Regions from separate parts of the Homo sapiens genome. Here region 1 is linked to region 2. A link is an interaction called in ENCODE POLR2A ChIA-PET data of the cell type or tissue named here. Cell type or tissue: IMR-90. All regions are shown on one strand. Links, peaks and the distances in the headings refer to the core of each region. The heading gives the core; the rest is flanking DNA.

What was found. ChIA-PET counts read pairs that join two places held together with the same protein. Peaks named below come from ENCODE experiments on the same cell type or tissue, not always from the same donor. Only the 100,000 strongest peaks of a DNase experiment are listed, where the experiment ranks them.
Region 1: POLR2A ChIA-PET joins it to region 2 with 20 read pairs; 2 of 35 experiments call an interaction of 5 or more read pairs at or near these places.

The regions. Positions count from the first base shown.
Region 1 is chr11:10,377,579-10,381,623 of GRCh38, reverse strand. All of the region lies in intron 2 of CAND1.11 (a long non-coding RNA gene), which reads right to left. Among named protein-coding and RNA genes, the nearest start is that of CAND1.11, 71 kb to the right of the region's middle. In IMR-90, for the core only: no CTCF peak of the experiment used is centred there; a DNase peak (open chromatin) is centred at 2,003; H3K27ac peaks cover 1,144 bases.
Region 2 is chr11:10,571,129-10,575,173 of GRCh38, reverse strand. IRAG1 (inositol 1,4,5-triphosphate receptor associated 1) reads left to right here. Exons shown (of 21, transcript NM_130385.4): 21 at 1-2,079. All of the region lies in intron 1 of IRAG1-AS1 (IRAG1 antisense RNA 1), which reads right to left. Among named protein-coding and RNA genes, the nearest start is that of LYVE1, 4.5 kb to the right of the region's middle. In IMR-90, for the core only: no CTCF peak of the experiment used is centred there; no DNase peak of the experiment used is centred there.

The DNA of each region.
Region 1 (4,045 bases), core at 617-3,116, 190 kb after region 2:
CACCTGTAATCCCAGCACTTTGGGAGGCTGAGGTAGGATGATCACTTGAACCCAGTAGTTAAAGACCAGCCTGGGCAACATAGTGAGACCCATCTCTACAAAAAATAAAAATAAAAAAATTACCCTGGCATGGTGGCACACAACTATAGTCCCAGCTACTTGGGAGACTGAGGTAGGGAGATCGCTTGAGCCCAGGAGGTTGAGACTGCAGTGAGCCATGATCACACCACTATGCTCCAGCCTGGGTGACAGAGTGAGACCTGGTCTCAAAAAAAATAAATAAAGAGAATTGACTAATCATAAAGGGTCAATGATACAAGCACAGAAAAAAAAGGGATGAGCTTTTTTAAGCAAAGTCAATTCATGACTGCCCACAATACAGGGATGGGCAAATATGCGACTTGTGCCCTTCTTATGTCCCCTCAGCACTATCCATTTCAGACCCACCAGCCCAACTTCTAACCACCACATCTGTTGCTCTTGACTGAAGCTCTGGCCACCAGAGCTCGTTCTTCCCATGTACGCAGTAGGAAGGATGTGTTGGCAAATTAGCCACCCAATCCACTCCCTGGTCAGGAGTATCACTCAGCCAATGACTTATGAGAGTTGGTGCATAAAGACCCAGATCTCCAGCCGAGCACAGTGGCTCATGCCTGTAATCCCAGCACATTGGGAGGCCAAGGTGGGCAGATTATCTGAGGTCCAGAGTTCAAGACCAGCCTGGCCAACATGGTGAAACCCCATCTCTATTAAAAATACAAAAATTAGCTGGGTGTGGTGGTGCATGCCTGTAATCCCAGCTACTCGGGAGGCTGAGGCAGGAGAATCGCTTGAACCCAGGAGGCAGAGGTTGCAGTGAGCTGAGATCACACCACTGGACTCCAGCCTGGGCAACAGAGTGAGACTCTGTTTCAAAGAAAAAAAAAAAGACCCAGATCTCTGGACCCTAGGTTGGATTAACATGGGGATGCATATTGTACACTGTCTCCCAGAGTCTTCAGTGAGGCTAAGCTTCAGTTACCCACAGTGGTATCTTGTTTGATAACACATCTGTATTGGCTTCCTTCCTTTCCCTGTTTCATTTCACTCTGCTACCACTGTTTCCTGGAACCACTTTCCAATTAAACCATTTGCACTCAAATCCTTGTTTCAGGGCCTGCTTCTGGAGGAACCCAAACAAAGAGGGGCAGTCTCCTGACCCAAGGCCTTAACCTACCCAGCTTCAAAGGAAGTCCTTCCCCCATCCCAGGCATGGGGGTAACAGCTGATTAGAACCTGTTGCCATCAACAGGTTGCACCATCATGAAACGATCACCCCTAAATCTGATTCCAAGCTCACCAAGCAATCTTCTGAGGATGACCTGGTTTCCCAGATGGCTTTCCATTAAAAAAGAGGGGATGCTGACAAGAGGCAGCAAATGCCCAGTCCCCAAGTGGTTTTGCTTCTCATCGCCAACAAATGTTTAGCAAGTAGTTTACACAGTAAGCACTTGCAAGCTCAGACAATGAAACCCTATTCTGAGTGAGATAGAGCCACTCTCAGTGTTGATAAACATGTGTTTCCAAGCCTACCAAGATGAGAACCAGGCTCTGGGCCAAGGAGACTTTCCACCCTAAAAGCTGATTCATAAAGAGCCTAATGGAAGTCAACCAGCCTCACCTGCCAGCACCTGACCTGGCCACATACCTTCTTACAGGCTCTGGTGGCAGTGTTCCACTTCTGTTAAGGGAAGCAATAACAGATGGCTTCACAATTTTTCAAACCTTTATGCTCCCTTTTTTATGCTTCCTCCTTTTACTAGAGGAAAATCTGTGCACCCTCTAGTACTTTAGTTCCCAGGGCATTCACAATGCCAGGATCTCCATTTCCTGTTAGACTTCTCTCTTCTACCTGAGTCATTCTAGACTGCTGGTTATGAGCAAGAGAAGCATAACTCTGGATTTTCTGGGACAATTCAGATTCCAAATATGCTGAACTTTAGCCTTAAACTATTAAAATATCCATGGAATTCTAAGATTTCTCTGTCCAACTAACCTCTCCCATATTGCATTAATACTGGGAAATAGCCCAAAACAATTTTTGTAAGACGATGTGTTCTTGATGTTGGTTTGGTTCTGAAAATCTTGTTATAAAAGATTCCTGAGCTGTGATACACACCCATCCTTGAGCTGTTTCTAATTCAATTACTCAGGCTCTTATATTTAGCCAAAGGTCCTTTATTTGGACCAACTCATTCCTTTATATACATTGGGTATCTTAAATAATGAAATCTCTTAAATTGGAGCTCCTTAAACCAAAGTGAATTTTTTAAGAAAGAAAGAAGAACAAGAGAAAGACAAGCCAGTGTTCCCAGAACACCAGTGGCCCAGGGGCCCCATTGAGATGGGGAGATTCTGGTGGCTGATGGGGAGCTGTCCACTAGGGAGGTGCTGACAATTTCCTGGAATTTATATGGGGACCGTCCTCAAGAGTTGTGAAAGAGTCCACTCCACACTCCTACCACCACCACATTCCCCAGAAAAAAAAAAAAAAAAAAGTAAAATATTGGAGGGTTTATGGAAACATAGGCCATGCCCCCAAGTTGGAGTGGGAAAGACAAGAATTGGCCCCCAGAGCTTTCTGAATCTTCTCCACTTCGCTGAAATCCAGACACAATATCTGTCAGGACTCCTTTACTCTGATTCTAAACATTCTGTGTGATGGATGCTATAGATGCCTCCAGGGAGGTCTTGAAGTCCCTACAGATGCTAATTCTGGCAGATCCAATAGGAAAAACAAGACTAGCTGCTGAAGAGGGGGAGGTTGCAGTCCCAATCCCCCTCCTATGCCCTAACATTGCCTTCCTTCCCCCTTTCTGTACTGAGAATAAGGGCCTGAAGCCCTACCACCTTTCCTTAATCACAGGGCTTGGGGAAAAATACTGAATGCCTTTGAGGGGACAACTGATTGCCTTTGCTGTGTGTGGCAGGCTGCTGACTCTAAACAAGCCACTCTTCCGCCCTAGGCTTGCTCTCCTCCTACGTAAGATGAGAAATGCCTGGACTCGCAACCCTTTTGCTGTCTCACTGTCCTCTGGCCATCTTTCCTCCTCTCCTCAGTTGTATGTTTCCATGCCAGGGTATCCACAGCCTCCTTGCAAAGAATTTCCACCACTCAAGTTCCCCAGCACTAAGGACCCCCGAGCTCTGGAAGCAAAATCCTCTGGAACAATCATGGGTATTAGGGTATCAGAAGAACCTGAAAGCCTTGGTCCTGGAGTATATAGGGTGAGGGAGAGTGGGAAAAGCAAGGAAATCCCCAATTGTTGGGGGGAAATCCAGGAGCACTGTCTCCCTCTGTTTTTTTAAGATAATAATTTATTTTTATAAACATGATACATACTTATTATAAAAAATTCAAACAATATTGTAGAACACAAAGAAAATATTTAAAAATCTTCAATATCCCACCACCACCAAATAACCATGGCTGACACAAGTGAACATTGTTGCAGATGTCACTCTCCTTATGTGTACAGAGAGAAGGATGGATAGGTAACTAAGAAGGGAGAGTGAATGGATGTATGGATAGTTGACTACAAAAAGTGGTTTAGAAAGAGATCACACTTTACATGCTATTTAATAAAAGGTATAAAATTTAATTTTCCTTGAATTTAAGAGAAGACAAAGATGTTAATAAAGCTAATGGAATTGCTTAACTTGGTGTATTCTCCACAAAAGATATTTTTATTTTTATTTTTTGGGACAGGATCTCATTCTGCCACCCAGCCTGGTGTGCTGTGGTGCAATTGCAGCTCACTGCAGCCTTGACTTCCCCGGCTCCAACAATCCTCCCACCTCAGCCTCCCAAGTAGCGGGGACCACAGACACGTGCCACCACACCTGGCTAATTTTTGTATTTTTGGTAGAGACTGGGTTTTGCCATGTTGTCCAGGCTGGTCTCAAACTAGTGAGCTCAAGCAATCTGCCTGCCTTGGCATCCCAAAGAGCTGGGATTACAGACGTGAGCCATTGCACCTGGCCCAAAGGAGACAGTATTTCTCAA
Region 2 (4,045 bases), core at 794-3,293:
CTCCATTTTGACTTCTCTCCCCACTTTTACAGCCACTGCCTTCATCAGTTTTGTAGAGGTTTGATTTCCATGTGGGTTTTGTTGTCATTGTTTTGCATTTTTGTTTTGTTATTGATATTGTTTGCTTTCATTGCTAAAACTCATATACGACTTACTATGAGCCAAGCACTGTTCTCAGTATTACATAGGTATGAATTCATTTAAGTCCTGAAGAAAAAGAAAAAAAAATACGAAGTGGATATTACCCTTCCCATTTTCAAATAAGGAAACTGAAGCACAAAAAGAACAAGTAACTTGACAAGGACACCCCGGTAGTAAATCATGGGGCTGGAGCTCAACCCCAGGGTAGGCTGGCTCCAGAGCTGTGCTCTCCTTGACTCTTCTGATGGTCTCCTAGCTGGAAGCCTCACATTTCAGTCTCATTCCCCCAAGTGGCCCATCAGCTACTCCATCTCTGGCTCCCCAACTAAACAGTTTCTCTCATAGTGCTGGACCTCCACTCACTAGTTTTTTTTCCAGCTGTTCTTCTCTTTTCTTCAGGTCACTCTTCTCGACCGAGTGCAAAAATTATCCCCTCCATACCAGCTTTGATGACCTTCCTTCCATACTCCTCACCAGACACAACATAATAGGTCACACACTCCTCTGTGCTTTCTGGCACGTTTTAAACATTATTATTATTGACCTTTACCTATAGTATACCATGGCCTATTTATGTATCCATCTCCCCTAGCATTTTTCCTCAAAGACAAGAACCATGTCTTACCCATCTCTTGGGTAAGTGCCTAGCATGGTGGCTGACGCTTGGGAGGGTGTCATTAAATGTTGCTCAAAAGAACAAGCAAACATTTAAGGTGGTGGAGAGCAGCCTGGGGACAGCTGACATGCTGCATGCTTCTCAGTACCAGCACCATCACAATGCAAAAAGCAACATCTTTCTTAACCTCAGCTTATTCTGTTTTTCAGTCTACTCTGTGAGAGAGCAGGAATGAGACCAGACTAGCAACACCATTGCCAAGCTCAAGGACTGGGCTCAATGCAGTCACTCCTTCAGAGAGACCCCCCACCCCAAGCATGCCCCACTTTAAAATAGCATGTTTATTGAAGGGGGCATCCTTTACAGTAGCTAGAAAATGACTGAGGCCCAAGCCAGGGTTGATCAAGGATGTGCCATTAAGGTAAAGAGTTACAGAGCAGGGCAGAGGGACTCTGGGGGCAGAAGTGGATGATTTGCCCGGCCTCTTCCAGGGGGTCTGGATACAACTGAAGGAGCTTTAGCTACATGAGGCCCTCAGAGCCAAAGACAGGATGCAAATAGAGTTCTAGAGAGTGGCCGTGGAAGCAGAACTCCAGGTGGGGAATGTTCAATCTCTGCCTCCCTTAAAGCAGGGCCAGGCTCAGCTGGCCCCATTGTTCACTTGGTCACAAGTTTCCTACCTTTGTTTCTGGATGAGTCAAAGGCCAGGAAGGCAGTTATGGAGAGCTCCTGCACCTCCAGCTGCCCCACAGAAAAGCCTGCAAGAGTACTTCCAGGCACAGGCCCTCTCCCACCCTATTCCATTTGTAAGCAAGGGAGGTCGAGGAAAAGGACATCTCCAAAAGGGAGCATAAGAATAGCCATATATACAGGGGCTGAAAAAGTGCTCATGAGTCCATCTTTTCTGGAAAGCAAAGACCAGCCTGAAGCAGTGGGAGCTGCTGCCCAAGCGGTAGTGAACTGGAGAGAAACAGGCCCTGGATTTTCAGTGAGGATGTGGATCTGAAGAGTCCCCCAAATGCCTCTGAAGTCTGACATCTCTGCTTAGCCCTAGGAGTCTGGTTCCCTGCCTTCAGTTGCAGAGTGATGTGTTTGTGTCATTGTTGATGTCACCTCCTAAAAAGACCTTCACTTTCTGGCTGCCACAAAGCCATATGTGTTGCTCCCCATATACAGCCTGACAGAGTAAATGGAGAGGAAGTGCTGGATTTGTGTATCACTGGCTATCAGTTCCTCATGTTGTTAAGCCTCACACAGGTGTGCTAGCATTGAACTGTAGAGTGTCACATACCTGAGTTTGAAAATAAAAGCACATTTCCAAACCTCTGGCAGCAGCCAAATGCCTCCTCATTTTATGGAGTTGAATTACAGTCTTACCCCAACCCAGAATTAGATGCCTTTGGATATATTAGTGCATTCCAGAACCAAGTCAGAGGTCCCCAACCCTTGGTCGTTATACTATGGGCTACCTCACAGGGGCTGGATCAGTTCCTCCTCTTCCCTTCCCCATTCCTGATCCTGGTTTCCTGTATCTTCCTGGTCTATGATTTTTTTAATTAACACAGTTTGCTGTGATTGAGTCTGCTGAGTTTTTAACCAACCTGATTTCCACAGCTGAACTATTTTTGTCTTTCTTACAGCTAGCTGCAGGGGAATGTGGACTTTCCAAATCTAGTTCCCTAAAAATAAACTCTCCTGCCCAATACTTCACACCTTTTTTTACTCCCTTCTCTGCCTACCAAAGCCAGAGGATTCAGATGAGAACACTGAGACCCGAGAAAATGGCAGAACCACTAGACGGAAGCTGGGTCTTTGAATGAGCACTCCCAGTATTGAACTGTGACATGAATAAGAAATAAGATTTTAGTATATTAAGCCACAGAGATTCCAGGATGTTTATAGCAGTTAGCCTACCCTAATGCATACATTTGAACCAGAAATTGTGTACTTTAATAGCAAAATTCCAAAATATGAGGTTCTAGCTTACCAGTTACATGGCAAGAAACAAAACTGCTAGAAAGATGGTAAGATAGTAAAGTCTTACCTGTGATAACTTGGAAAGCATCTCATGGTTAGCCTATTTATAAGTGGTGGAAAGAATCAGCGTTGGGGTATGGAAACTTCTCTTGGCTGCCTTTGGCAAGGTATGGCAGGAGAAATAATTGGCTATGTGGGAGCAAAAATGAAAAAGAATATAGAGTATTCAGAAATGTGAAAGATTGAAGGGTGAGAAAACCTGACCACTTCTAAATCCCAGACAGACTAAAAAGAGCTTTGAGTGGGAGCCAATAAAATTTCTCAGTTGAACAGATCGACTCAGCCTTATGGCAAAGGCTAGATTAAGGATGTGGCCCTTTGTGAGTTCAAATGAACTTAGTGTATTCACCACTAAATTTGAGGGGTATGGTGCTGAGAAACAGGAAATACTTCTTGAGAATTATGACTGGGAAAGGATTTGGGGTATGATTATTGGCACATGGAAGCAGAAATCTAACTTTGTGAGGGAATTTACAAAGAAACACAAGCCAGGACTAAAAACCCCTTTCATTGTTCAGGTGAGGAAACAGCTTTGAGGAGGAAAGAAAATATATCAGAGAGATACCTGCACCCTCATGTTTATTGCAGCAGTATTCACAATCGCCAAGATATGGTATTAAAATGTGTCCAGCAACAGATGAGTGGATAAAGAAAACATGGTGTACATACACAACGGAATAGTATTCAGCCGTAAAAAATGAAATCCTGGCATTCACAGCAACATAGATGGAAATGGAGGTCATTATGTGAAGTAAAATAAGCCATGAACAGAAAGTTAACACCACATGTTCTAATTCATGGAAGCTAACAAAAGATCTCATGGAAGTAAAAAACAGAATAGAGGATACTAGTGGCTGGAAAGGGAAGAGAGGAGGAAAAGACAGATTTGTTAAAGGACATAAAATTAGGAGGAACAAGTTATAGTGTTTTATGGCACTATAGGATGACTATAGATAACAATAACATATTTTCAAATAGCTGGAAGAGAAGATATTGAACACCCCCAACACAAAGGATAAATGTTTCAGATGATGGATATGCTAATTAGCCTGATCTGATCACTACATCTTGTTTGTATGGAAACATCAAAATGTACATGTGTATAATTATGTATTGATTAAAAATAAAATTTTTTTAAAATTAAGAAAACTTTTGGGATCTTAGCTTATGCCGGCAGGAAGCAGACTGCAAAAGCTGTGCTATTCCCAAGGAAGGCATACTCCCTAATATCCACTTCAAATGTGGACAAGC